Regions from separate parts of the Homo sapiens genome. Here region 1 is linked to region 2. The links are chromatin loops, found by intact Hi-C in ENCODE. Cell type or tissue: endothelial cell of umbilical vein. All regions are shown on one strand. Each heading gives the region's core, and the rest is flanking DNA. Links, peaks and the distances in the headings are about the cores only.

The links. A loop is a pair of places that touch in the nucleus more often than their neighbours do. Peaks named below come from ENCODE experiments on the same cell type or tissue, not always from the same donor. Only the 100,000 strongest peaks of a DNase experiment are listed, where the experiment ranks them.
Region 1: a loop joins it to region 2, with 10 times the contacts of the local background. A loop is called at or near these places in 6 of 110 quality-filtered maps.

The regions. Positions count from the first base shown.
Region 1 is chr11:34,592,883-34,608,355 of GRCh38, reverse strand. No RefSeq gene overlaps it. Among named protein-coding and RNA genes, the nearest start is that of EHF, 20 kb to the left of the region's middle. RefSeq lists enhancers at 4,440-4,734, 8,028-9,227, 13,380-13,674. In endothelial cell of umbilical vein, for the core only: no CTCF peak of the experiment used is centred there; a DNase peak (open chromatin) is centred at 8,675.
Region 2 is chr11:34,803,053-34,818,525 of GRCh38, reverse strand. All of the region lies in intron 6 of LOC102723568 (a long non-coding RNA gene), which reads right to left. Among named protein-coding and RNA genes, the nearest start is that of APIP, 110 kb to the left of the region's middle. In endothelial cell of umbilical vein, for the core only: no CTCF peak of the experiment used is centred there; a DNase peak (open chromatin) is centred at 8,695; H3K27ac peaks cover 2,283 bases.

The DNA.
Region 1 (15,473 bases), core at 3,916-11,915, 210 kb after region 2:
GAGGAGGAGCGTTTCATGGTTTTAAAAGCCTCAGCAAGGCTGGGCGCAGTGGTTCATGCCTGTAATCCCAGCACTTTGAGAGGCCAAGGCGGGCAGATCACCTGAGGTTGGGAGTTCGAGACCAGCCTAACCAACATGGAGAAACCCCATCTGTACTAAAAATACAAAATTAGCTGGGCATGGTGGCACATGCCTATAATCCCAGCTACTTGGAAGGCTGAGGCAGGAGAATCCCTTGAACCTGGGAGACGGAGGTTGCAGTGAGCCAAGATCATGCCATTGCACTGCAGCCTGGGCTACAAGAGTGAAACTTGGTCTCAAAAAAAAAAAAAAAAAAAAAACCTCAGCAGTCCAGACATGGTGGCTCACGCCTGTAATTCCAGCACTTTGGGAGGCCAAGGCAGTCAAATCACTTGAGGCCAGGAGTTCGAGACCAGCCTGGCCAACATGGCAAAACCCCATCTCTACCAAAAATACAAAAATTAGCCAGGTTTGGTGGCACGCACCTGTAGTCCCAGCTACTCCAGAGGCTGAGACATGACAGTCACTTGAACCTGGGAGGCAGAGGTTGAAGTGAGCAGAGATCACGCCACTGCACTCCAGCCTGGGCAACAGAGCAAGACCTTGTCTCATGAAAAAGCTTCAGCAGAGGTGGTAATGCCTGTGGTTGGTCCAGGCATGGAAGGCAGGCACTCTGTTTGTGGGAGGGTGTATTTGTACACTCTTTATGAAGAGCAATTTGGTAGTACCTACCAAAATTTAAAATGCTGGTATCCTTTGAGTCAGCAACCCTATTTCTAGGAATTTCTCTCATAGATATATGTACAAAAGACCAGAAAAAATATATGATGAAAAATTGCAACTAACTTTAATGTTTACCAAAAGGAAAATGCTAAATAAACTATAGTTCACCTAGACCATGAAGTAATATTAAAAAGACAGATCTATATGCCATGATGCTGAAAGATTTCCATGTAATGTGAATAAACAAGCTAAAAAACAAAGTTTATAATATGATTATATTTTTTGTTTGAATATATATTTTATATGTGTCTGGGCAGATATACAACAAAAAATTAATAGTTGCTGCTAGGGGTGAGATTGGGGGCAAGGTTCATCCTTTTTTAAATTTTATGACAGATATATTTGTTCATATTTATATCTATATTTATATAGATACATATTTGTATCTCATATGATAAAAATATTTCAAAGAATGGATTTCTCAGTTCCTCTCCTTCCATCCCTCTGGTAGACTGTTCCAGCAAAGCAGTTCCTAATAATCCCAAATAAACACTTATTCAGAGCTTTGCAGTTTACAAAGCAATTTTGAAAAAAAAAAAAAAACTTGTTCAAATATCACACCATCACCATGATTCCCATTTTACAGATGAGGAAACAGAGGCTCAGTGAGGAAAAGTGCTTCTGCCCATGTCAAATGCCTGGTGGCTGCAAGAGCCAGGACTGGAAGCTCAGGTCGTCCATATCTAGCACCAGGGAGCTTTTCCAGCCCTCTCCAACTGATACCTGCTATACCTCTTCCATGGCCAAAGTCAGATAGATCTTCTCTGGCACAGGTGAAAACGAGACCTGGACATGGCTTAGAAATTTGAGGGTGGAAGGGAGAAGAGCAGAGAGAGAAGGGGAGGTGCAGGGCATGGTGTAGAAGAAAGGTTAAAAAGTGGCTTGGCATTCTGTTCTACAATTAAATGCATAGGCCACCAGCAAACCAGGTAAGCAAGATCCTAACCGGGGCCTCCTTCCTATGCCTGCTCTGTTGTTTGAGGATGAGTCATTTGTCACCATCTTGCTGTGAGCTGCATGTGAGCTGAGCCTAAACACCAGTTTGGTGCTGCCCAAGACCACTATAGGGAGCTGTCCCCAGAGCCACAGTTTGGAGAAGAGGAGATCCCAGAGGCCTTCCTGGCCTTTCTATAATGTGCATCTCCTTGTTCAACACCCTTTGATGGCTCCCATGCCCTTTGGAGTAAAGTCCAGCGTCCATGATACTATTCACAAGGCCCTCTGTGACCTGGCACCTACCTATTTCTGCAGCCTCATCTCCAGCTGTCTCTCACCTGATTTTTACATACTGGCTCCTTTCATTTCCCCAAACAGGCAGGCCATTCTCCCATTCTCTTTCTCTCTGCTTCCTCCCCACATTATTGCATAGACTGCCCCACATGCCTAGGTACATTTACTCCTTGTCTTCCCTGGCTAACTGCTGCTCATCCTTAGACCCCAGCCCAAACACAGCTTCCCTGGGGGGGCCTTTCCTGATGAGCTCACCCCGCCACCATTCAGTCCCCACCTGAGTTGTTGCCTCTCTGCTCCAGAGTCTTCACCTCTCCAGCACATACCACACTGTGTGGTAACATCTCATGTACTTCCTCTCTCTTGAGCTGGACTATCACAGCAGCAGGGGCATTTTAGGAATCCACAAATATGTATTGAACGAATGGAGAATGACATGGTGTGGATGTCACCCCACAGCAGATGACAGGTATCAGACTTCAGCAATGGAACTTAGCCCCACCGGCTTGGCGGGTGTCACGTAAATCCCACTGCCTTGGTCCACATGGCCAGTTTCTCTCTGTCAATGCCTAGGAAATCGTAAGTCTTGAATGACAGGCATGTTGAAAAGGGCAGTGACCAATGGAAGATTGATTCATAGTGAGAAATTTCTGGCAGGTTCTAACCACAACTCCCTAGGGATAAAAACAGAACAACCTCAGGTTTACAAGGTGGTAATAGAACCAAAGGGCTGAGACCAGTGTCAAGAGGTCATTGAATTCATTCCCCTGCCTTCAGGCAAGGCTGGCTCAGTCACAGACCAGTGGGTGTTTCCTTATATTATTAGCAGGAGTAATTATTATTATTATTATTATTTTCATTAATAGCAGTATACCAAGGTTTTTATTAAAAATAAGCACTCACAGGGAACATGGTGGGTGCCTGCCTGCATCACCCTTCCCAATACTCGTAGAACACAGAATCTGGTCTCAACAATGTAAGGTCTGACTCCACCTCCCTCATGTCAGCATGATTGCTCAGTGGGAGAATTGAAGCAAGCAGGTTCTCATTTAGAAGACAGCAAAGAAAATGTTCCAGAATCAGGCTTTGGGCACTCTCTCTCACAACAGCCCAAAGCATATGAAAAGTCATGGGGCCACCATCAGGCATCCCCTTTGCAATTTATAATCGGCCCAGCCGTTTCCCTGTGCAGAGGGCACGCAGTTCAGAGTCCTGCCCATCCATGACCTCATCTGATCCTCACAGCAACACGTGCACCCAAGGAATGGGAATAAGTTGAAGGTGGGACAGGCTGTAGGTTGGGTCACCAGAGTTCTCAAAACTAAGTGGGTGAGTGGGCTTGAGTACAGAACGAAGGCATTCGATCACCAGTCGGACCCTCTGACTTTATATTCCGCTTCTCAGTCTAAAAAGAGTCCACGTAGTCAATAAATATGTGAACACCTACTATATTCCAAGTACTGTTCCAGAGTCTAGGAATAAAGCAATGAACAGATTTTTAAAAGACAAAACAAAACCAAAAACTCTGCCCTTGTGGAGTTTACATTCTGGTGCTGCGGTATTTATAAGCCACTTTCAGTAACATGGTTTTAGATAATAGGTGAACCTGGAATTAATCAATATTGAATCACATCATGAGAAATGTGTGCCCTTTCCAATTCTCTTAATTCAATCCTTCACAGACTTTAGAGGAGGTCTCAGTTGGCTGATATCACCCTTCAGTGAAAGGAGCATAGGCTGCAGGATCCAATGAGAAGTTAATTCCAGCCTTGGGTTTCATCCTATTTATTAACAGTTACCTTCTAGGTGTAGCCAGGGTTGCTAATTTTCCATTAAAGGTAGTGATATTATTGCCTTGTAAATAAATGCACATTCTTTAATAAGTGAGTCATTAAAAAAAAAGACCTAAGAGTCTAATAGGACAAGTGGTAAATGAATATAGCAAAACACTGGATGTTTAGAAGGCTTGAACTAGGTGGGGCCCTCAGCCTAGAAATAGCCAAGGGCACTTCTGCTTCTAAAGACCCAGAAAAACTAAGGTTGCCTCACTTTTAGAGTGGGATAATCTAAAGGTTCACTGCTTCTTTTCTTTGAGACAGAGTCTCTCTCTGTTGCCCCAGCCGGAGTGCAGTGGTGTGATCTCCGCTCACTTGCAGCCTCTGCCTCCTGGGTTTGAGAAATTCTCATGCCTCACCCTCCCGAGTAGCTGGGATTGCAGTGCACCGCCACACCCAGCTAATTTTTACATTTTTTTTAGTAGAGACAGGGTTTCGTCATGTTGGCCACGCTAAACTCGAATTCCCAATCTCAGGTGATCCACCTGCCTTGGCCTCCTAAAGCGCTGGGATTACAGGTGTGAACCACTGCGCCCAGCCACACTGCCTGATATTTTAATTAATCCCACCCCTGTCACCTTCATCTCTCCACCCACTCTCCAGCAGCCACTGCACTCAGTGCACACCATCTCCAGGAGGGACACCACGAGGGCTAAGCCTGGAGCCTGACAGCAAACACCCTACCCTTCCTCCTAGCCGCCAAGGATTTCTCTCTCTTATCTCAATCCCCACACTTTCCCCGAAGGCAAAGGTCACTGCAGGAAGCTCCCCAAAGTTAATTAGCCCTCATTCTCGGAAGCCAACAGCCTCCTACTCTAAATAAGGAAGAGCCGTCCAGTCCCTTTGAACCCGCGTTCTCCTTAGGTAAATGGGTTCTGCACAAGCTCATTATCAGAATCACCTGGGAGCTTTACCAAACTACAGGTGCCTCGCTGCCTACGACCAATTTGCTGAATCAGTCATTTCAAGATGGTGCCCGGAAAGCTGTATTTTGTGCCCCTTTGGAGAGTCCAATGTTCAGCCAGATTTAGAAGCTGATATGCTTCATTGGAAACAACTTCTCCATAGGCTCTTTATTTGGCCAAGTAACAACCACAATTATCTTATCAAGGCAGGAAGTGTCGTTTAGTACACAGGCTTTGGAGTTGAGCAAACCTGGATTCAAATCCTGGGCCCACCACAAGGAAGTGACCGAGTGGCCTCAGGTTAGCTGCTTAACAACCCTGTGCCTCAGTTGCCCCAGCTATAAAATGGGGGTATCAATGGCACCCACTCATCATCAGGTTGTTTGAAGGATTCCATAATCTAATGTGAGCAAAATGCTCTATGCACTGGCTTGGAGTAAAAGCGAAAAAAATACCAGCCATAGTTAATGTGGATTGGTTTTATCTTGGTAACCAAAGGAGACTCAAAGTGGTTTGCAGGGAAGACAAGAGGAGAAGGGGACAGAGAAAAGTGAGAGGGAAGGCAAGCTGAAATAATTTTTGATGTTCAGATCTTATTTGCCCCTTTCCCTTTAACAAGTGAGGCTCTAAGGCCAGAGGCCAGGATTCTAGGTCATTCCTCACCCCTTTCCCCACCTTGTGATCTAGAGATCCCACACTGGATAGGTGGCCAAAGTTGCTGAGTGACACACAGATGTGGGGCAGACATTCGCCAAGAGAAATCATCTGAGTGGACCATTGAGAAGGGCAAGCGAGGACCCCTGTGTAATGTTAGTATTAAGGGAGCTTGGGAAGGCCCTACTCTTCCCTGACACACAGCAGATAATCCCGTCTCCCCTCCACTAGCATACTTCTTTTCTTCATTTGGAAATGGAGGGCTCTTTCCTTGTGGTGGATGATCGGTTCACTCACTCATTTACTGGTTCCCTCATTCAGCAGATCCCCACTGATTGCCTGCTGGGCACCTCATCCTGTTCACATAGAATATGCTGCTGGGGCCGGACATCTCTGGCTTGCCTCCCGGTTTTACCGATTAGGAACCTGGGACCCAAGAAGGTGAAATGACTCAGCCACAGTCTCGCAGCCGGCAGGTGGTAGCACTGGATTTAGATCCAAGTGTCCTGACTTGCACTCCACACACTGCCTGCATGAAGGGCATGGCCAAGTTCTATAAGGAAATTTGTCTCTTCACCTCCATCATTCACCTGGCACAATGTCTGGAGCTCGCTAATTGTTGGCAGGTGGAATGAATAGTTTGAAAGCTAAATCTGAGAATGATTGTGAAACTAACACAAGAACAGAAAACCAAACACCGCATTCTCACTCATAAGTGGGAGTTGAACAATGAGAACACATGGACACAGGGAGGGGAATATCACACACCGGGGCCTGTTGATGGGTGCAGCAAGCCACCATGGCACATATATACCTATGTAACAAACCTGCATGTTCTGCGCATGTACCCCAGAACTCAAAGTATAATAAAAAAAAAAAAAAAGAAAATTAAATCTGTACTGAGCACAGAGCCATATAATGTGAAAAGGGCAGTGTTTCTCTAACTGTAATGTGTACACCAATCACCTGAGATCTTGTTAAAATCATGGTGCTAATTTGGGGAGTTTGGGGTCAGCTGGGGATTCTATAGTCCTAGCAAGCTTCCAGGTGTGGCTGACATTGCCAGTACCAGACCAGAACCTGAACAATGGACAGCACACTTTGAAGCCAGAGCGCCCAGATTCGAAGTCCAAATTTGCTACTTATCGGCCGTGCAGCCTTGAGCCAGTTATTTAAACTGACTGTGCCTTGGTTTTCTTGCCTGTAAAAAGAAGGGTGGTGATGATAATGGAGTACCTGCTTTACAGGGCCATTGGGAGATTCAAGTCAGGTAATAAGTGTTAAGCACTTTGTCTAGTGTCACTTGCGCATACAAGGCACTCAGAGGGCAGAAGGTGGAAGGAGAGCCTTCCTTGAAGTAAGGCAGCCTTCTTGCTTTCTGCCCCAGACCCCACCCCAGAAAAGTCAACGTATTCTTCTCCGGGATACAGCTAGTCTTGATCCAAACCATCAGACCACCCTTGAACAGCTCCTGAAAACAAAAAGGATGAGCTCACTCTAGCCAAAATAATCATCAGATCAGCCCAGAATGTGACCCCAGCCCCAGCTGTTGCACAGCTACGTGAGCCCAGCAGATGAAAATGTTCCAGCAGGCAGATGTGGCAGGGTGCTGCTTTACAGAGTTGAAGTTCCAGCTGGCAGTCGTTTAGATTTGTTTCCCCTAAAAGCCTCTTTCCTTGAGCACACTGACAGCAGAGACCCTGTCTGATTTATCTTGGATCTCTGCACCCTGCACAGAGCTGGCATAGTAAATGGGCCAAGCTGAATTCCAGGCCCAGACCTTAGAGATAAGGGAAGGGCTCCTTGAAAACTGCTCCTGTTTGTCTTCAGGGCTGAGGCATGGCTGAAGGAAAGGGCCCTAGGAGGAAAGGGGCAGCGGCTGCCACTGGACCTCAGCCTGGGATACTGCAGCCCCTTAGAGACTGTATGTCAGCTCTCTCCAGTGAACAAACTCAGTTTGATCGCCAGTTTCTCTGCGCGGGCCAGGTTCTGGCGTGTGCAGGCAGGGAAGCACTAACCTCTGGGTTGGGCATTTTCTCAATTGTTTCATTCTCTCTCTCTTATCTCCAGCTAGTTAGTGATTAACTGCTCTTTGAAAGTTTCCCAGCCTCCCCCGAGCTCCCCAAGAGCACAGGTGGCCACTGGGTTGGAGCAGAAGAACCTGACTGAGGGCCCAGTTCTCTTTGCAGGACAGGGAGGACCCAGAGGCACAGCCACTGGGTCATGGGCCCAGTGGGGTAAGGCCAAGAGGTTTGGCGCTGTGCTGCCTGCCAGGGGTTACTGGGAGGGCATCAGAGAGGCATGTCTGCAGGCGCCGGTTCCTTGGAAGTCTGTGGGTGAGTGGGTGGGGGTGGAGAGGGACAGAGGATACAACCAGGATCTGGGAGAGAGAGAGAAGCTTGACATTATCTCCCCACCACCAGGGGCTTTCTGTACAAACCCTCACCCGGGGCAGCTTTCATCAGATAACACCTACACTTACAGACAGCCCCCATACGTTGGAGCAACCACCTCCCACAGCTTTTTCTAGTAAGCCCCACCCCAGCTGAACCACAAAGGAGACCAGGTAGAAGAAGCAGCTGACTTGGTCAAGGAAGCACCATCCAGAACCTTCCAGGAGTCGCTGAACCCTTTCCTTTCAGAGTGTGGGCCTCTCCTTCATCTTTTCCTTTCTTTAACCCTGGGATTTTTTATTAGAGGTTTATAATTCCACAGAGGGACTTTCAGGGAGACCTGTAAACCTCTAAAAAATACAAACAATATGCAATATATGTTTTGGCTGAGTGTAGAAGCCCATCCTAGAAAAATGTACTTAGATATGTATTGGATTTTCAGCCCCTGCCCGCCTTCCTGTCTTGCTGCCTCTTCTGTGGGTTGCTCCCTCTCCTTCCTGGAAGCCCCTCTCTCTTCTGCCTGCCCTGTCACTGACCTAGGCTCTTGGCTGGCTCAGGGGAGAAGCAAATAAAAGAATGATAGTGGTCGGGGTTGGACAAGTGACAGTGGAAAGGAGGGATCATATTTGGAAACTGCTCTCCCCCTGTGGTCGCTTCAAGACAGGAGCAGGAAAAACCCGGGCAGGAGGCTTGATTAGAAACTAACCCCAGATGAACTCTCTGTCTGGTATTTCCGGTAGGGGGTAATGACACTTGCTTTTGTGGCTGGTTTGTGAAAAAGAATGGGTCTCCTCATAAAGGAGAAGAAAGAGATAATCTTATGAGTACTAGCCCTGGGAATTCAAAGACAGATGATGGGGAGGTGGGGCAGGAAGAGATTAATTTCAGAAGAATTATGACTATGGCTTCTCGACCTCTTGGCTAAGATCGAGTGCAGAAGAAGTATGACTGATGCATTAGTAAAGGCAACCAGAAGAGGACTGGGCAGCGTGCTCTGTTTGTTTTTGATGGCACCATATTGGCTAAAGGCTTTCTATCCTTTTGTGCCTTCGCCAGGTTTGTTAGAATGGCTTCCAGCGGCAACTACCAATAACTCCTAGGGGACCACCTCAAGACTGAAGGTGAGGCAAAGACTGTGGACTATGAAGCACCTCTTTGTAGCCCAAGTTGCAAGAGGAGCCTAGCAAAGGAAATCAGATGGCAGCAACGCAGAAGAAGCACATGGACGAATCCTCAGAACCCATAGTAGAAGAAACATTTGGGTTGGGTGGATTACCCTGACTTTCAGATATGATCTTCCCCTTCCAGAGGTTGAACAGGACCTTTCTAAAAATTTCCCATCTGCAACTTCAGTTGGCAAAGTGCCTTTGTTTCTTCCAGGGCTGAGTGGCCATTTTTACACCAGTAAAATTCAGAAAAAACAGATGTTTATACAACTGATTTCTTTTTCATTCAAGTGAAAATTACTTTATGTAGGTGAATCCCAGAGTGAAAGAAATACATATTCTTACAACTCAAATTCACTGCTAAAAAAAAGAAAGCACAGAAGGAAGTCAATAAAAAATGAGCATCATTAAACACATAAAAAGATGCTCAATCGGCCAGGTGCAGTGGCTCGTGCCTGTAATCCCAGCACTTTGGGAGCCGAGGCAGGCAGATCACTTGAGGTCAGGAGTTTGAGACCAGCCTGACCAACATGGTGAAACCCTGTCTTTACTAAAAATACAAAACTTAGCCAGGCATGGTGGTGCATGCCTGTAATCCCATCTACTTGGGAGGCTGAAGCAGGAGAATCACTTGAACCCGGGAGGCGGAGGTTGCAGTGAGCCAAGATAGCACCATTGCACTCCAGCCTGGGCAACAAGAGCAAAACTCCATCTCAAAAAAAAAAAAAAAAAAAAAAAAAAATGACACTCAACCTCACTGATCATCAGAAACACTAACACATGAGAAGCCACTGCATTTCCTTCAAATTGGCAAAATTAAAAAATCTGATGATAATAATTGTTGGCCAGGATGTGATGAGGAAGGAATTCCAACCCACTGCTTGTTCAGGAGTGTTGATTGTTATAAATACTTTGGAGAGTGATTTGTTAATATCTAGAAAAGAGGAAGATGCACGTGCCCATAATCCAGCAAATATAAGCCCATGGAAACTTTACTGCATGCTCACATGTACAAGGATATTCAATGCATCACTACTTGTCAAATGAACATTTGGAAGCAAAGTAAGTGCACCTCAGTAGGAGAATGGATACACACATTGTGCCAGCCATCACCATTTGTTATTTCATTTATTCTTTTATTCATTTTTCATTAAATATATTTCCATGAGTTTGTATTATTATACTATGTAGAGAATCACCTGGGAAGATTGTGAAAAGGGCCGAATTCCTGGTCCTACCCTCAGAGAGATTGAGTCTGGGAATGAGTCCAAGAAATGGGGCTCTTTTCTAAGTGCATGTGATACAACTGCATGTGGTCCTGGGTCACACCATATATAACCATTCATTCTGCCATTGGATTTCAAGTTGGATTACAAAACTTGCAGGGCTATGTGTGGCCCCTGTACTCATCCCTTACTGGGAAGGAGGCCTGGATTGCTGGAACATGGGAGCCTGAGAAACTTCTGGATCCTCAAGCATCAGGCCCAGAGGAAGACAGCAGAAGAGGAGATAAGGGGGTACAGTGAAGGGGAAAGGATAGGGAATGGGTCTGAGGGCAAAGAGGCCTAGAACAGCACATCTTCTGATCTTTTGCCCAGACACAAGTCTACCCACAGATCTTTGTTAACAAAATTTGTCTTGGAACTAAGAAAGCTACCCTCCTCTCTCCTGTCCCTCAGTAACACTTAATGATTCAACTCAACAGTTTTTTGTTTTTTTTTTAAGTCCCAAAGGCTAAGGTTCTAGATCTGGGTCACTTCCCACACATGACCAAGATTCGTGAGAAAAGAGATGACATTGAATCAAGCTTTTATCTGAACCTTTGGTCTATTTTTCCTTGTCCACAGAAGTAGGGAAGTAAGTATTCATAGGGAATTTAGCCAACCTTTGTCCAAACAGTTTAACACCAGTCACATAATTAATCAGATAGTCTGGCTTTTATAGCTATATCTAATATGCATGTATTAATTTTTTTCAAGGCCTTAGAATCTTTTATCTATATTCAATTGAGAAATGGTCTCTAAGCGTAACTTAATGTTTGTTTGATGAAGATGCTTTGGGAGTACACAGGAACCATGAAGAAATTTAAGGAACTGGAAGTCCCAGTTAATAGAGAGTCCTGGTTAATGCAGTGCTGATAAACAGAGAGTTGCTGTATATAGAGGTGGTGCTGTGGGCTTGTTTGGAAAACTGTTCACTTACTGGGCAGCTTACTTACCCTCACTTACTTAACCTGAAGGGAGAGAATCATAGAAGTGAGAAATGGAAGGAAAAATTAAGCCATCCTCTGTTTGACCCTCTTGTTGTATGCAAGGAGACTCTGTTCTGTAGAGGAGAAATGCTCCCCTGAGTTCAGCCAGTGAGGTGCCTGCAAGGACTGGAGAAAGAAAATGAGAAGCCAGGGTATTTCTCTGCTCCCTCTCTGCCCTGAGCATGCCTCCAGCAGCTACTACATTTCCTCCATGGCCCCAGCGCCCTCCAGACAAGCCCATCAGGGATTCCGGGAACACTATCTCCTCCCTTTCTCTTTTCAGCCTATGAATACTAGTGACTTTCTGCTCTTATTAACCTTTGAGCTATCTCTTTATCCCCTCTTTGGCATTGCAGCTTTTCTAACACTGGTGTGACCCATTCCCTGCATTAAATTCCCTCTGTTGAAGACACTTAGGTTTCTTCCTGATTAGACTCCAACTGATAGAGGAGGTGACTGGTCTTTACTTTCCAGACCATATTCATTTTACAGAAGAAAGAACAGATTTCTAGAAGTTCAAGTAACATGCCAATGTTGCACAGCTACCGAGCTAGCAACCAGTTGTCTCGTGGCCGGTGTTAATTTTCCTACAGTATTCTGGCTCTTCTCTCTCTCCCGTAGTCCCTACCAGCAAAGACATTCTTTCTGGGTCAAACTAAGGATTCATTTGCGTCTCATTTGCACATGATGAAAAGGTGCTATAACTACGCAAAGTGCACATCCAAAGGAGTTCAAGGGAGTATTCATTTCTATTTTGGTCTTTATAAGAATATTTTGCATTTGAGTCAACAAAGCTTTGTCAGCATTCTGTAAATCCTAGGGCAGCATTTCTCAAAGTCACAATTCCCTAAAGGGCATGAGGGTGCACATCTTAGTCCATTTACGCTGCCACAAAAGAATGTCATAGACTAGGCTACAAGCAACGGAAATTTATTATTCAGAATTCTAGAGGCTGGGAAGTCCAAGAGCAAGGCACCAGCAGATTCAGCGTCTGGTGAGGGCCCACTTCCTAGTTCATAGATGCCATCTTCTCACCGTGACCTCACATGGCAGAAGGGACAAGGGGGCATTCTGGGGTCTCTTTTATTAGGTCAGTAATCACATTTATGAGGGCTTCATCGTTATCACCTAATCACCTCCCAAAGCCACCTGGTATCATCACAGTGGAGGTTTAAATGTCAACATATGAATGAGGGGGGAACACAAAAATTAATTCTATAGTAGGGGATACTTTGGTAAAAACACAGATTTCCTGAACCCACTACCACCTACTGAAATAGAAAAATCTGGGGATGGGAACTGAGTGTATTTTTAGCTAGCAACACAGATAACTAGTATTAATAACTAGCAACCTGGATAACTAGTATTAATAACTAGCAACCTGGATAATTCTTATGAAAACAAGTTTTGAGGGCCACTGTTCCATTATGTAGAAAAACATTGTCCGTGTACACACAGAAGAAGGAAGGATCAGGAAGGTGACTAGAGAGCTGGCTTCTGGCCAGTCAAATAAAGGTCCAGCTCCTCTGGCTTCCATCCCCAGTCAGAGGTACCACTTACTAACACCCTGCTACGTGTCAGGCTTAGCACTATACATTGCAGGTACCTGGTTTTATGTACTCTTTACAGCAATCCTGTGAAGTGGCTACTATAATTTCCATTTAACAGACAAGATATCTGATTCTCAGATTAAATAACTGTCTCTGGATCACCCAGCAATGAGCCAAATTCCAACCAAGTTCTGCTTGACTCCAATGTCAGACTCTTCTCTATTCAGGTTGCCCCTTCCAGAACGGAGCCTGCTTCATCCCCAGATGATCAATGCAAACAATGATACGCTGAGTTGGCTCTGTGTGGTGTGTCCTAATCCTGTGCTCTGGGCAATCTGGTGTTTCCTTTCTGCTTGTTCTTGAACGAGACATTGGTGTATCTGCAAAGGGGACAGGTGAATGGTATTCCAATTCCCCCTCCTGAGACAGCCCCTGATGGGATGAGATCCTGCAAATGGAGCTGCCGGTGGTTTCTTGATTGTCCTTCCTAGTTTTCCCAGGAGCTCTTGGGAGCTCTTCTGCCCCTGCACTTGGCTCAGAAGCTTCCGGTTTTGCCCCAAACCAGTGGGAACCAATCAGAAAGCCTGAAGCGGCAGATGTCTGCACTAATCCATACAGGGAGGACCTGAGGGAAGCAACTAAGTTTTTGTTCTTATCACAAATGTTTAAAAAATCAACAACATGAACGGGCAAGTGTGCCACCACACAGTGCTTGACATCTGGATGATCTTGCATCATCTGAGCTGCCTTTTCTTTCTTTCTGACACATTGCTTTACGTGCCTGATCACCATTCTTTTGTTGACATTGCTGTTTGGATCAGCCAGCTGATGACACAGCCAGATAGAAACTGGCTGAGGCAGGGGTAGGGGTAGGGGATTCTCTGATCAAGCTGATCATTCAAAGGGTTGCAGAGAGGGCCACTGGCCTATTAAAAAAAAAAGTCCTACACTCCCCACATCTTTAGTGTTTTTCTTTTATGCTTCCCAACAGTTTGGGATCCCAACCTGCATGTTCATGTCTCAGTAGGCATTTGCCATGTATGTGAGGCTGCCTGGCTAGCTTTAGACAGCACAGGTTGAGTTCAAATCTCAGGTCAATCACTCACTAATTCTGTCTTCATACGTATGCTAAATAACCTCTCTGAACCTCAGTTCACTCATCAGTAAAACAGAGACAATAATAACATACTAAACTTTTAGAGCTGCTGGAGGAGAAATACTTAATTTCATATAAAGTAGTTATCACAGCACCTAGCTTGACAAGTATTTCTTGAATTCCTTCTACATGCCAGACACTATTCAAGGCACTGGAGATAATTGTGGTGTACAAATAAAACAGAGTCCCTGCCCTCAGAGAGCTTATACATTAGTTAGGGAGGCAGACAGTAAACAAATGGGTACGTTTATAGTATACTGTCACTTAGTGATATGTGATATAAAGCATGGTGAGATGATGGAGAATGGCAGAGGGGAGACGGAATGCTGGTTATTGGATAAGGTGGTCAGAGAACCCTCTGTAGAAATCACATTTGAAGAGATGGGATGAGGGATTAAAAGATGAGGGATTAAAACAGATGGGTATATGGGAAGAAGAGCATTCCAAACAGCAGGCAGAGCAGGTGCAAAGGCCCTGAGGCTAGGGCAGCTTTCCTTATTTAAGGGACAGTATGGAGGCCAGTGAGCACAGTGAGCCATGGGAAGAATGGGGTAGTTGAGGTTGAGGAAGAAGCCAAAAGTTGAAGTATAAGTGAGATGCAAGTAGGTAAGTTAACAGGCAGGTAGGTAAGACTAAAATCATTCACTTAGTCATAGTGTCTTTATATCTTGGGTGGAAGTCTGCTAGATACCATGAGAGACACAGAGATGAACAAGACAGAGGATTTATCTTTGATAAGCCTTGAACCATTAGTTTAGTAGAGGAGAAAAGTATCTAAATAATGAGATAATAAAATAATAGACACCATGAAAGAAATATGGGTAAGTCCTAAAAGCACCTGAAAGAAAGTTTTTGTCTCTCATAGCCAGTCCCTCCACCAGAAACGTGGAAAGATTAATAAAAGAGAAGGTATTTACATAAAGACTGTAAAACAACAGTGCTCACTATGCTCAAAGAGATGAACTTGAACTAAAAACGTTTTGGCAATCAGCTGAAACAAAATCATTGCAAATTTGAGGAAGAACCAAATAGGAATGAGAATTTTAACATTTAAAAACCCAATAAAAAATGAAAAAGTCATTCAGATAGGTTTAATAGCAAATTCAACACAGGTAAAGAGATAATTAATGAACTGGAAGGTAGATTAGAAGAAACTACCCAGAATGAATAAGAAAGAGATAAAACAATGGAAAATATAAAGGTGAGAAAAATACAATGAGCAGACTTAACATATTTCTAGGAGTCCTAGAAAGAGAAGTTAGAAGAACAGCAAAGTCATCTCCTAAAAATATGGAAAAAAGGAAGTACAAAAATCAGAGCAAAAATTAATGAAACAAAAAAATACAATAGACAAGATTTAAAAGGTAACAATTTTTACCTTTTAAATGATAAAATTGATAAACTTCTGCTGAGACAGATGAAGACAAAAAATGGGAAAGGCACAGATAACTCATGTCAGTAATGAAAAAGAGAACATCTGTGGAGAAAGGAGAACCCTTGTACACTGTTGGGAGTGTATGTTAGTACTG
Region 2 (15,473 bases), core at 4,183-12,182:
CTGGATTTCAGACTTGTATGGGGGCCTGTAGCTCCTTTGTTTTGGTCAATTTTTCCCATTTGGAAGAGCTGTATTTACCCAGTGCCTGTGCCCCCGTTGTATCTAGGAAGAACTAACTTGCCTTTGATTTTCCAGGCTCATAGACAGAAGGGACTTGCCTTGTCTCAGATGAGACTTTGGACTGTGGACTTTTGAGTTAATGCTGAAATGAGTTAAGATTTTGGGGGACTGCTGGGAAGGCATGATTGGTTTTGAAATGTGAAGACATCAGATTTGGGAGGGGCAGAGGTGAAATGATATGGCTGTGTCCTCACCCAGATCTCATTTTGTGGCTTCCATAATTCTCATGTGTTGTGGGAGGGACCCGCTAGGAGATAATTGAATTATGGGGGTGGGTCTTTCCTGTGCTGTTCTCGTGATAGTGAATAAGTCTCACAAGATCTGATAGTTTTAAAAATGGGAGTTTCCCTGCACAAGCTCTCTCTCTTTGCCTGCTGCCATTCATGTAAGACATGACTTGCTCCTCCCTGCCTTCCACCATGATTATGAGGCTTCCCCATCCATGTGGAACTGTAAGTTCATTAAACCTCTTTCTTTTGTTAGTTGCCTAGTCTCAGGTATGTCTTTATCAGCAGCATGAAAACAGACTAATATACTCCTCAACTACCAGGTATCCCACAACTCACGTAGTCATCAGGCCCCTTTGGTTCTAATGTTATCCTCTTTGGCATGTGGGACAAGGATCACAGGGGCTGGTGCCTTTGGTTCATCCTTCTCTTCACTGTCTATGTAGGTAATAAACTGTCTAAATCCCAAAGTGGCTCATTGTACCTTTACCTGTCGAATCACTCAGGCCTTACCCTTGGCTTTACCTTTTCCTGTGGGGTGCATCAGTGAATAAAACATACAGTCTCTGTTCTCATGAAGCTCACATTCTAGTGGGGTCACAAACCACCAAAAAAAAGGTCCAATAAATAAGTGAAGTCTATATGATAGAAGGTTATATGGGAAACAGAAGTAGAGACGGGTAAGGGGGTCTGCAACTTAAGGTAGGAGGCAGATGGCTGTATTAAATAGTCAACAACATCCATCTCATTGAGGACATGAAATCTAAGAGAAGATTTGGAAGAGTTGAGGGGTTTAGCCAAGGACATGTTTGGGCAGAGGAAAGAACTAGAGCAGATGTGCTGGAATGTGCAAGAAAAAACAGGCAGTCAACTATGGCTGAAACAGAATGAGAAAAGGCAGGCATAGTAGGAGCAAGTGAGCAAAGAAAGGAACCGATCCAAGAGGTAACAATGGACCAGATACCTCAAGGCCTTGTGAACAGTTTTAAGGACTTTGGCTTTCAATTGAGGAGATGTGGGAAGCCATTGCAAAGATTGCTTTTAACGTTTTTATTGAAAAATAAAAGATACAAATAGAGAAAACTACGCAAAACAAATGGATAGCTTAGTCAGTTATGATGGGGCTGTGCTCTTCGAACCACTTCTCAGATCAAGAATTAAATTTGCCATTCTCCCCAGAGGCCGTTCCATGGGCTGTGTCCCAAACAGAGTTCACTGCCTCTGCCCAAATGTGACCACTAGTCTAACTTTTATACTAACCATTTTCCTGGTTTCTCTATGTTTCATCACCCAAGTTTGCAGCTCATCTCTAGTCACTGTAGTTTAATCTTGATATGTATTTGAAGTCTCTTTTAACCCATGGGTATTTCTCTATCCCTTTCTTTTCCCTACCATTTATCTGTTGAATTACTCAGTCAATTTGACCTATAGTTTTTCTCATGCTTGATTTTGTTAATCATTGTATGGTTTGAAGCAGAGGAGTGATATGATCTGATGTAGAGTTGGAAAGAGTCATGGTGCCTATTGTGTTGAGATTGAAGGGCAAGAAGGGTGCAAAGAGATTACTTAATGGGTACTGCCGAAATTCAGAGAGAAATGATGATGTGGCTTAGACCAGAGTGGTAGAGGTGGAAGACACAAGAAGTAGTCAGATTTAGGAGATATATATATATATATATCTCCAGCCTGCACATATACCCTTGAAACTAAAAGTATATATTAGATTGGTGCAAATGTAATTGCAGTTTTTGCATTGTTGAAATTTGCCATTTGATATTGGAATATATATCTTGAGGTATGTTCCTCCTATACTCAGTTTGTTGAGGGTTTGTATCATAAAAGGTGTTCAGTTTTATCAAATGCTTTTTCAGCATTTATTGAAATAATCATATTGTTTTTATACTTAGATCTGTTAATGTGATATATCATGTTTGTTGATTTGCATATGTTGAACCATTCTTGTATCCCTGGGATGAATCCCACTTGATCATGGTGAATAATCTTTTTAATGTTTTGTTGGATTTGGTATTTTGTTGAAGGTTTTTGCATCTGTCTTCATCAATGCTATTGGCCTGTAGTTGTCTTTTTTTGTTGTGTCCTCTGGTTTTGGTATCAGGGTAATGCTGGCCTTGTAGAATGAGTTTGGAAGTATTCCCTCCTCTTTAATTTTTTTTGAAGAGTTTGAATAGAATTGGTATTAGTTCTTCTTTAAATGTTTGTTAGAATTCAGCAGTGTAGACATCAGGTCCTGGGACTTTTTATTACTTTTTTGATCTCATTACTCACTATTAGTTTGCTAAGGTTTTCTATTTCTTCATGGTTCAATCTTGGCAGGTTGTATATGTCCAAGAATTCATCCACTTCTAGGTTTTCTAATTGTTGGCATATAGTTGTTCAGAATAGTCTAGTGAGTCTATTTCTCTGGTTTCAGTTGTTATGTCTCCATTTTCATTTCTGATTTTATTTGAGTCTTCTCTTTTTCTTAATCTTGCAAAAGGTTTGTCAATTTTATCATTTTCAAAAAACCAGCTTTTCATTTCATTGATATTCTGTAACTTTTTTAGTCTCTGTGCTATTTATTTCTTTCCTTCTACTAATTCTGGGTTCATTTTATTTTTGTTATTCTTTTTTGAGGGGCATTATTAGATTGTTTATTGGAAGAATTTCTACTTTTTTGATATGAGCATTTATTGCTATAAACTTCCTTCTCAAAACTGCTTTTGCTGTATCTCATAGAGTTTTAGTATGTTTCATTTACATTTTCATTTGTTTCAAGAAATTTTAAAATTTCCTTCTTAATTTTTCATTGATCTGTTGATCATTCAATAACATGTTCTTTAATTTCCATGTGTCTGTGTATTTTCTGAGGTTCCACTTGTTATTGATTTTTAGTTTTATTACATTGTGGTTAGAAAAGATACTTGGTACGATTTCTACTTTTTTGAATTTGCTGAGACTTGTTTTGTGTCCTAAGATGTGGCCTATTTTGGAGAATGTTCTATTTGGGGATGAAAAGAATGTGGTTTTTTTGCAACAGTTATGTCAAATGTTCTGTAAATGTCAGCTAAACCTATTGGTGTAATATGTAGTTAACTTTGATGCTTCTTTGTTTTCTGCCTGGATGACCTACCCATTACTGAGAGTGGGGTGTTGAGGTCCCCTACTATTATTGTATTGCAGCCTATCTCTCCCTTTATATCTGTTAATCTTTGCTTTACATACTTGGGGGCTTCAGTTTTGGGTGCACAGATATTTATAATTATTATATCTTTTGCTGAATTGACCCCTTTATTATTGTGTAGTGACCTTCTTTGTCCTTTTATATAGTCTTTGATTTGTAGTCTGTTTTATATGATATCAGTGTAGCTACTCCTGCTTTTGTTTGTTTGTTTCCAATAGCACAAAATAACTTTTCTCACACCTTCATGTTCAGTCTATGTGTGTCTTTATAAGTGAAGAGCATTTCTTGAAGGCAGCATATAATTGGACCTTGGTCCTCTGTCCTTTTAGCCACTCTATGCCTTTTAGCTGAAGAATTGAGTCAAATTTACATTCAGTGTTATTGATAAGTAGGACTTATTATTGTCATTTTGTTGCTTGTTTTATGATTGTTTTGTAACTTCTCTCATCCTTTCTTCCCTTGCTGACTTCCTTTGTGATTAAGTGATTTTTTTCCTGCTGGTATATTTTGATTCACTGCTTTTAACTTTTAGTTAATATACAATAGATTTTTACATTGTGGCTATCATGAGGCTTACAAAAATATCTTATAGATATAACAAGTGATTTATTAAGAAGACAACTTGTATTAGATAACAAAGAAAATAATAGAAATAACCCAAGAAAAAAGAGAAAAAACACTATAGTTTAACTTCATCCCCCCCCACATTTTGATTTTTTATCATCTCAGTTTACTTTTTTTTTTTTTTTTTTTTTTTTTGAGACGGAGTCTTGCTCTGTCACCCAGGCTGGAGTGTAGTGGCACGATCTTGGCTCACTGCAAGCTCTGCCTCCCGGGTTCACGCCATTCTCCTGCCTCAGCCTCCCAAGTAGCTGGGACCACAGGCGCCCGCCACCATGCCCGGCTAATTTTTTGTAGTTTTAGTAGAGACAGGGTTTCACCGTGTTAGCCAGGATGGTCTCGATCTCCTGACCTTGTGATCTGCCCGCCTCGGCCTCCCAAAGTGCTGGGATTACAGGCGTGAGCCACCGCGCCCGGCCCAGTTTACATATTTTTATATACCCTATCTCTTAACAGGTTGCTTTGGCTATTACTGGTTTTGATAGATTTGTCTTTTGGGCTGTATACTAGACTTACAAGTGGATTGCACACCATGATTACAGTATTATCATTCTGGGTTTGTCCACGTACTTAATTTTGCCATTGGGTTTTATAATTTCAAATATTTTCTTTTTGCGTGTTAGTGGGTTTTTTTTTTTTATTTTAGACTAAAGAACTGCCTTTAGCATTTCTTATAAGACAGGGCTGGTCGTGGTGAATTCTCTCAGCTTTTGTTTGTCTGGGAAAGACCCTGTCTCTCCTTCATATTTGAAAGAGAACTTTGCTGGATACAGTGTTCTTGGATGACAGTTTTTTTAATCACTTTGAAAGTGTCATTCTCCTCATTTCTGGCCTGTATGGTTTTCATTGAGAAGTTTTTTGCCAGATTAATTCAAAGTTCCTTATATGGTCTTTGTTTCTTTCCTCTTGCTGCTTTTAGCATTCTCTCTTTGTGTTTGACCTTTAAGAGTTTGATTATTATGTGCCTTGGGGTAGTTCTGTTTGGGTCAAATCTGTTTGGTGTTCTTTGACCTTCCTGTACCTGAACATTTATCTCTTTCTCCAGTTTTGGAAAGTGTTCAATTATTTCTTTGAATAAGCTTTCTACCCCTTGTTCTTGCTCAACTCCCTCTTGAGTAATGATAATTCTTAAATTGGATCTTTTAACGTAATTTTCTAAATCTTGTAGTTTATCTTTTTTCCTTGTTATTTTTTATCCTCTGTGTATTTTCATATAGGCTGTCTTAGAGCTCACTGATTCTTTCCTCTGCTTGATCAATTCTGCTGTTGAGATCCTCTAATAAATTTTTCTGTTCAGTAAATGTATTTCTCAGTTCCAAGATTTCTGTTTGATTTCTTTTTATTGTTTTAATCTCTTTGTTAAATTTATCTGATAAATTTCTGAATTGCCTTTCTGTGTTGTCTTGGAGATCACTGAGTTTCCATAAAACTGCATTTTGAATTCTTAGAGAGTTCATATATCAGCATCTAGTTAGGGTCAGCCACTGGTTCTTTGCTTTCTTCATTTGGGAGATCATGATTCCCTGTTTTTGCTGTTTCTTGTTGATGTATGTCTACATCTTGCAGTGAAAGATTATTTATTCTAGTCTTATTTGTCTTGCTTGTTTTGGTTTTTATTGGATTCACTTGTTTAGAAATTCTTTGTAATTTACCTGTTAATTTATTTCCCCCAACTAGGTTGCTGTCTCATTTTAGATACTAGATGGTTTCTTAAGCCCCACTTGTCTTGGTTCTAGTAAACAACCAGAGTGCTGCCCATCTTGAATGACGGAGGTCCCAAAGGTTATATTCCAGTAGTATGGAAAGGTAGGCTAGGAGCTCATGCCCAGTGGTCCTGTGGAACAAATCTCCTACAGTATGGTGCTGCTGAACAACCATTCTGATTTGGTGTTTCCTTTGGCTGAGTTACAGAGCAGTGTTTCTAAGCCTGGGAATCATAGTCCCTCTCCTTTTCCTTTGGCTATTCCAAGGCTAATTTTTCCTTCAGGTACTTGCAATGCTTCCTATGGGTTGAGGCAGGGGCAAGTCCACGGCCAACAAACCCAAGATAGTGGAGAAGCTGGCTGTTCACCTCAATCTCAATTTTTTCTAGTGTAGAAACCATAAATCTAGGAAAAATTTCCTGCATGCTTGGTGCTGAGCAGATTGAGAAAACGGGCATCATGGACATGGAAGTCTGATTTTCTTACCATCTGCTTGGATTTTTTTTTCAATCTTCTGTGGCTGCAGGAACTGTCTCATTCTTACATTTAAGTTCTGGTATATTGCTGGTGATAATCTTTGAACTCTATATTTGTTTTAGGTTTTCTTTGGGGAGTTGGGGAGGAGTGAAGCCGGCTTGCTTTTATGCCATCATTTTGGAACCAGAGTCCAAGGAAACTTTTTGAGGTGATATGTATGTTATATATTTTGATTATAGCAGTGGCTACATGACCAATATATTTTTCAAAACTTACGAAAATGTATTCTTTAAAAGGGTGAACTTTATTGCATGCTAATTATACTGCAATATACCTGAGCAAATGAAAAATAAAACAGTAGGAAAGGAATTGTAGTCATCAAAAAGAGACAACTCTCTCAAGGAGTTTCCTGAAAATGAGCGCCATGAAATGAGACATTTGCTGGTGGGGGAAGTCAAGTCAGAGTTCACTTACTTCAGTAAAGGTTTTAAAATTTGTTTTGTAATTATTATTATTTTTTTGATGATGGAAGCATGAGCAGTGAATTCATTGGTTGATGGAAATTATACAAAAAGGAGAGAAGAGAATTGCTGGAAAGATGTCCTTGAATTGGTGAGAAAGAATGGGATCTAGAGTGAAGGTACTGGCTTCGTTATCAAGCATGAACAATTTTCCAATTGTAACAGGAGGGAGGGCATAACATGAGGTTCTAGGTGCTAGCGGTTGACAGATGTTGTGGGAATCTAGAAGTTCTCTTCTTATTGCTTTCATTTTCCCTGTGAAGTAGAAAGCAAGGTCAACAGCTAAGAGAGGCTTTCTTCTTTTAAATGACTAGTCGCTAACTTGAACCTGACACTTCTCTCTGCCTCTCTAGACTATAAGCAAGAATGGAACATTTCTTGCATGATTGTATCACCAATGAATGCTTCAAGTGCAATCAATAGACTAGGTAATTGGGCCACACAATGTTAAGCAATTCCATTTCTTGTTGTCAATTTTTTTTTTCTTCTTCTTCTTCTTCTTTTTTTTTTTTTTTCCTTTTTTGATGGAGTCTCGCTGTCACCCAGGCTGGAGTGCAGTGGCACAATCTTGGCTTACTGCAACTTCCACCTCCCAGGTTCAAGTAATTCTCCTGCCTCAGCCTCTCGAGTAGCTGGGACTACAGGTGCACACCACCATGCTTGGCTAATTTATTTATTTATATTTTAGTAGAGACGGGGTTTCACCATGTTGCCCAGGCTAGTCTCAAACTCCTGAGCTCAGGCAATCCATCTGCCTTGGCCCCCCAAAGTGCTGGGATTACAGGCGTGAGCCACTGTTGTCAATTTTTGAAAAGCTAAACTGACCAGCAACTTTGAGGCCAGGTATTCTTAGCTAAATATCTGTAGTTTTTTTTTTTCCTGCAGCTTTTGTCTTCCTTGTTTGTCCTTTATTTGAGTGTCTATTTTCTCTACTAAAAAGGTGTGAACTGTCAATGTGGGCTAAGCCCAAGAGGTCTCTGACTTTTGAATCTGTCCTGCCTCTTATCTCCAGATGGCTGTTATTATATTAATGGCCTTCTCAATCCCTAAGATAAACTTGATTTTTCACCCCCATAACTTACTTTTCTTTGTGTTTTGTATCCCCATCTCAGTAAATGCTATAATCCTGTACTCAGTTGCTCAAGCCCATAAGTTTGGAGTTATTTAATTTCCTCCCTTTATCACCATTCCCCATTTCCTCCATAGTCAGGCTATCAGGAGGTGCTCTTTGTTCTTTTTTCAAGATGTCTCCAGGAATCAGTGAACTGTTCTCTTCATCTCTACTTCCCATAACTTAAGCCAGACCGCTACCATCATCTTTCCACCTGCGCTGTTAAAATCATCTGTAATAGGCTTTCTGCCTAAGCTCCCTGCTCTCATAGAATCTATTCTCCACTTTGACACACAGAGTTCTGTCTGACCTGAATCTTAATTACTTCTCAAACCTCCTATCTTGCTGTCTCTCCTTGCTTATTCCTGCCTAACTGCACTGATCTGTAATTTATTTAAACCCACCATATTTTTTCTAGCTCAAAGTAGTATTTTCTCTGTCCTTTGACCTGAAATGTTCTTCCCTATGCTTCTAAAATGACTGGCCTCTTCTCATTTTCAAGGTCTCTGCATAGTTGTCACCTCCTCAGAAAGGCCTTCTCTGACTACTTTATCCAAAGTAGGTTTTCCCAGCCCAACTTCATCATCCCTATAACACTCTAACGTAGTTGTTTTGCTCCTGTCCCCAACAACCTTTTTTAGTCTTTTTCTTCACTGCACTGAGAAGCTGAATATGCAAACAGACAATGACTAAACCATATATAAAAGTAGAATTCTGACTCAGAACCTGCAGCAACCTGCCCAGGAAACCAGCCTCCTTATCTGCAATAAACAGTTCAGGAAGCCAGCCTGTTATAAGTCAGACTTGCAGGAAGCCAGATTGCTATCTTTAATGACAATTCAGGAAGCTAAAAAAATAACTCATGTAAAAATTGGCCCAAAATGGCCAAGACTTGATTAAAAACTGAAAGCTTCCCTAAGTTTTATTCCTACTTCCAACTTACCACCCACCAGAGAAAACCAAATATGCTCCCCTATCCAATAACACAGGAAACCCATTTCTAGTTATCCTGCCTACAGCTTCCCATGCCAATAGCCTCCAATCAGGGCACACCTGAAGCCTTCCATTTTTTCCACTACAAGGCTTTCCCATTCCCACTCCTCTACTTGCCTTTGCATTTCTGCAAAAATACAAGTGACAGTGGCTGATCCTCTTGTTCAGAATAAATTATTTCTCAAGCTCAGAATAAATAGCCTTTGCTTTTCTCATTTGGTTGGTATTAGTTTATTTCCACAAGAATAGACCATGCCTTGCTTATGATTGCATCATCAAGGCAACAATGCATGGGACCGTAATATTCACTCAATAAATGCTTGTTGAATGAATGAGTGAATGGAAGTCAAAAATCATTATTAGTTGGATAGTCAATCCCTTCCCAGCCTAGCTTCAAATGTATTCCTCACTACATCCACTCTTACGTTCTCCAAGCACACTTTTCTTGATCAAATGCTCATGGTTTATTGCCTGTTCTCATGGTGTATTCTTTTCTATAATACAACTGAAGCCCTTTCTTCTCTATGAAACCTTATTGATCACCCTAACCTTCACTGACTTTTCCTTCCGAATTTATACAGCACATGCCACCTCATTTGGTATTTAATTTCTTTCAGTTCATAGGGTGTCTTTTCTCCTGGGATTGATGGTTATACTTTTGTACCATTTGTTGTGGTACAATGATAAGAATAATGATAGTTACAATAGTTTTATAACAACCCTGTGAGATATACACTATTACTATTCTCGTTTTGTAGATGAGGAAATTATAAAACTGAGGCACAGAGAAACCAATTCTCTTGCTTAAAGTAATGAATTAGTAGGAAGTAGAACTGAGGTTTGAATTCAGTTCTGCCCGACTTCTTTACTATATATACTCAAAACTGTATATTGTATAAACTACCTTCTATATGCTGCGCCCATATTAGGTCCTCAATAAATGTTCCTGAAATTAATGAAATAACCCAGTTCAAAAGTTGCATAAACAAAAGAGAGATGGAAGCAGAACTCCGTAGGTTAGTTTCAAAGGGTTAAAAGGAGCAAGGGACATGGGGACTACAGTACTTAAATTACTGACCCCCACATTCTAAGTTCTAACCTTTGTCTCCTATTGCGACCCTAGGACAATTCATTTTGTCTCCAAGGCTTCATCCACCTCATGTCATATTGTTACTTTGACCTGTCTTGAGTCTGGTTCTCTAGATGGGTCCAAAAAATGGCTGAAGGATGTTTAGTGACAAAACTCAGCAGTTCTTTTCCTGGTGATATACGTCACCAATATACATCGATTCAGCCACGCTTTTTGAGCTGTGGTGCTCAGTGCTAATGAGGATGCCAGCACCAACCAAAGAACATGTCCTCTAGCAGTTTGTAATAAAGAACCATGAAATTCAGTGAAGACATAGACTTTCCCTCCCTCTTCTGTATCACAGTTAGGGTTAATTGCTAATTCATGTGGTATAGATTCCCACATAATTTTGAGTACACATTAGGTCGAATGGTTGGAAAAATCCTTTTGACCAGCTAAACATGAGATGTTCTAATGCCATTGTAACTACAAAATTGTCATGAACCTGTCTCAGAAAATACTTGAAAGCACTTGGAAAAGGGGTTGTTGGATTAAGCAAATATGAATGTAGTCTGTGTTTGGGAACATCTTTGAAGAGATCTAGGTGACATCAAGTCTGTTCTGGAAGCATGGAAGATTGTGATGTGTGGTGATTATAATCCTATTAGCTGCTGCAGTGAAATCCATGAGATTACCATCAGCACATCCAATTCATTAAGTTTTGTCTCTACCAAATGAGGAATAACCCACTTGAAGTTCAAATTTACAAATTGTTAACTTCGTCATCACAAACAGGTTGACACGAGTTTAGAGTTTGGGGGAATAGAGTTGCTGTTTTATTTGGCATGAGATTAAGAGAGTTGAGGAGAGATTTGTTGCTGTCTTTGGCAGAAATTAAGAGACAATGTTTTTACCATAGTTTGATGACAACATATTGAATTATCTCCCATGCTTTAGGGTCTCATCTGAGGAAAATTTTAATGGTTCTCAGTGTTTTTAGTTTGACTCTTGCTGAGACTAATACTCATATAACTACCCATTGGTCAAACTGGGAAAAGAGGTGAAGGCAGCAGTGTATGTTTGTGGGGTTGGGGGTGGTGGGGTGGGTTGGATGTGGATGGTGACTTTAGGTTTATTGACTTCTCCTTTCAGTCATACCCCTTGTCTTTGGCAGCACTGTGGTCACATGCCAAGTCAAGTTTGGCAATTTTTATTTCATTCTTTTGATGGGCTGGGAATAGAAAAAGTCATTTCCTATTGGTTTGTCTCTGAAAACCTGAACAGTCCTGGTAAAAGCTTGGTACGCTTCTTGGAATCCTGGGTGTCAATACTTACTAAATGCCTTTGCCCTTCCCCTGCGGTTACTGATTAGATTTGGTGGAGTGGAAGGAAGTGAGGAAGTGGAATTTGATGGTAATAGCCTTTGCTGCCTGGCTAGTCTCACACCTCTCAATCACGTGAAAGTGCACGTCTTCTTTGGGACCAACTGGTGTGTTGGGTTGCCTATGTTTAAAAAAAAAAGTCTTCACCTTTCTACTTGTCTGGACTCAAAGGTAATCCTAGAACGCATTAAGATGAGGAAAATAAATATAGCCTTTATTGTAACCCAGTGTAGGACAAAAAAATCTGCTTGCTTACCAAACAATAAGTGTATGTGTAGTTTTCTTAGCTTGCATATTCTCCATATTTCTCTGTTAATATTTAATATCTGCGAGAGTAAAGCACCCTAGTCCATCAGTAACATACAAAGTCAAACCCCATGGGTGGGAATCTCTGGGAGACTAGGACATTTTTAGAAATCAAATACAGGAGTCACAGAATAGTAGTCTTGAAAGAAAAAACTGATGGCTAATAGATTCTAATGGAAAAAGGCCAAACTGAAGCTAGTGCTGATGAATAGTGCTGTCAAGGTCACATGACTTTTCAAGGCAAACCGAGAATTCAGTGAGACTCCCAGAGCTTCTGGTTTGATGTTTGAATGACCACATGTAGATTTGGAGAAAATACACATATCTTTTATGTAAAATCTGATGTTTTTCAACATTTCCAGGTTGACTGGAATCTTGCCCTGCTCTCCTGACTTGTATGTGAATGTATGTATATGAATCAGGGCACTCAGGTGAACCACTTTAATCTGGAAATGTTAAAAAAATCTTTCGTAGAAGTAGAGAAAAATTAAATGATCCAAGCCTCCACTGCAAGTTTCAATGTGTCATGATTTTCTGTGTTTTCGCTTGTTGAAAATGTTCTATCTCCAAAGAGCCTTCTCTTGGTTAGAGACCTAGTCAGGGCCACTTGGATCAATTAGCTGTAAAGGAAGAGCTCACGTGGTCAGTGCCTTGAGGCTGAGATATGATACCAGTGAAACCTCTCTCAGGATGCAGCTGAAGAGATTATACATATGGACAAATGCTATACGGGAAATGGCTGTTATCTTTTAGCCTACTAATATACTATTACAACGCTAGGACAGGGAGCAGATCTTCAATCACAGAGTCCCCAGCAGCTAGCAGAGTAGGTCCTCAGTAAGCACTAGCTGTGGGAATGAATAAACCACTGACTTCACTACATTCTTTACATATAGTAGCCAAGCAAAGGGCAACAGAGTTAAGGGGAAAGAACAAATTTAAAGAAAGATCATCTCTTTTGACCCAGAATAGTGATAAGCTGAAAAGTGTTCTTTAAGAATATCACTAGTTCTGCCTCCTTGTTTAGAGATTCAAGTGGGCTTCTCTTTAAACTAGTTCTTCAGACTTAATTGATGATCCCCTCTGAGCCTTGTTGTCTTCATTTGAAAATGTAATTGATACAATATTTCCCTCATGAGGATTAAGTGAGGGAACGTAGGTGAAGCACCAGAAATGTCTCAGGTTTGTGGAAAACCCTAACTAAACATTATGATATAAACTTTCTGTCCCGACACCCTTTTCTGTAAAATGTAAGTAAAGCACTTAGCATTGTGTCTGGAATATATTACATGCTGATTTATTATAATCAATTATAATCAATGCATATTACCCAATAAATGATGATGGATATGGCTTTTTATTTGTGTTTACATGGTTGAATAGATTCTTTGTTTATTTCTATTTTTAATTGTGACCGTAATGGCATACAGCAAAAGCAGTGCTTATAGGCAAGTTTATGGTGTTAAATGCCTACATCAAAAAGATAAAAAGATCTCAAATTAACAACCTAATGTCATGCCTCAAGGAATCAGATGAACAAGAACAAATCAAACCCCAAACTAGCAGAAGAAAAGAAAGGACAAAGATCAGAGCAGAATTCAATGAATTGAGACAAAAAAAAGACACAAAGGATCAATGAAATGAAAAGTTGATTATTTGAAAGGATAAAAAAATTGATAGACCACTAGCAAGATTAACCAAGGAAAAAAGAAAGAAGCTATTAACAAGCACAACCAGAAATGATTAAGGTAACATTACAACTAATACTACAGAAATTCAAAAGATCATCAGTGATTACTCTGAGCATTTCTATGCACACAAACTATAAAAACCTATAGGAAGTGATAAATTCCTAGAAACATACAATGACCCAAGATTGAGCCAGGAATAAATAGAAATGCTGAACAGATCAATAATGAGTAGTCAAACTGAATCAGTAATTTAAAATCTCCTGACAACAACAACAACAAGCCCAGGACCAGACAGATTCATAGCCAAATTTTACTAGACATATAAAAAGAGCTGGCAGCAATCTTACTAAAATTGTTCCCAAAAATCAAGGATAAAGATTCCTCTCTAACTCATTCTATGAAACCACTATCACCCCCTATAGCAAAATTAGGCAAGAGCACAACAACAAAAGCAAAGTTACAGACCAATATCCCTGACAAACATAGTTGCAAAAATTCTTAACAAAATACTAGCAAACTGAATCCAGCAGCACATTAAAAAACTAATCCTCTATGATCAAATAAGTTTTATCTCTGAGACACAAGGCTGGTTCAACATAGGTAAATCAATAAATGTGATTCATCATATAAACAGAACTAAAAACAAAAACCACATAATCATTTCAATTGATGCAGAAAAGGCATTCAATAAAGTTCAATATCCCTTCATGTTCAAAACCCTCAATAAACTAGGCATTGAAGGAACTTACTTCAAAATAATAAGAGCTGTCTATGACTAATGCACAGCCAATGCCACACTGAATGGAGAAAAGTTGAGAGCATTCCCCCTAAGAGCTACAATAAAACAAAGATGCTTACTTTCATCATTTCTATTCAACATATTACTGGAAGTCTTAGCCAGAGCTATCAGGCAAGAGAAAGAAATAAAAGTCATTCAAATTGGAAAAGAGTAAGTAAAATTATTCCTGTTCATTAATGACATGCTCTTTATTCTAGAAAACCCTAAAGATGCTGCCAAAAGAATCCTAGACTTGATAAATGACCTCGGTAAGGTTGCAGGATATGAAATGAATGTGCAAAAATCAGTATCACTTCTATGAATCAATAATGTTCAAGTTGAGAATAAAATCCATAACTCAATCCCATTTCAATAGCCATAAAAAATACCTAGGAATATGTTTAACCAAAGAGGTAAAAGATATCTACAAGGAGAACTATATAACACTGATGAAAGAAATCACACATGATAGACACAAGTGGAAAAACATCTCATAAGCATGGACTGGAAGAATTAATGTTAAAATGACCATACTTCCCAAGGAAATCTACAGATTCAATGCAATACCTATCAAATTACCAATGCAATTTTCACATAATTAGGAAAAACAATACTAAAATTCATATAGAACCAAAAAAGAGCTCAGATAGCCAAAGCAATCCTAAGCAGAAAAAACAAAACTGGAAGCATCATATTACCTGACTTTAAATTATAGTACAAGGCTAGAGTAACTGAAATAGCATGATACTCATACAAAAGTAGACACATAGATCTATGGAACAGAATAGACAGCCCAGAAATAAAGCAACATACCTACAATTAACTGATATTTGACAAAGTCAACAAAAAAAAAATGGAGAAAGGACACTCTATTCAATAAATGGTTCTGGGATAACTGGCTAGCCATATGCAGAAGAATAAAACCAGACTCCTATCTCACACTGTCTACAAAAGTTAACTCAAGATGGATTAAAGACTTAAATGTAAGACTTGAAGCTATAAAAATCCTAGAAGAAAGCTTAGGAAAAATTTTGTAGGACATTGGCCTAAGCAAATAAATTATGAGTAAGAGCAAATGCAACCAAAACAAAAATAGACAAATGGGACTTAATTGAAAAGCTTCTGCACAGCAAAGGGAGTAATCAGTAAACAACCTACAGAATGAGATAAAATATTTGCAAACTATGCATCTGACAAAGGACTAATATTCAGAATCTATAAGAAACTCAACTGAACAAGAAAAAATAAATAACCCCATTAAAAACTGGGCAACATGAACAGACATTTCTCAAA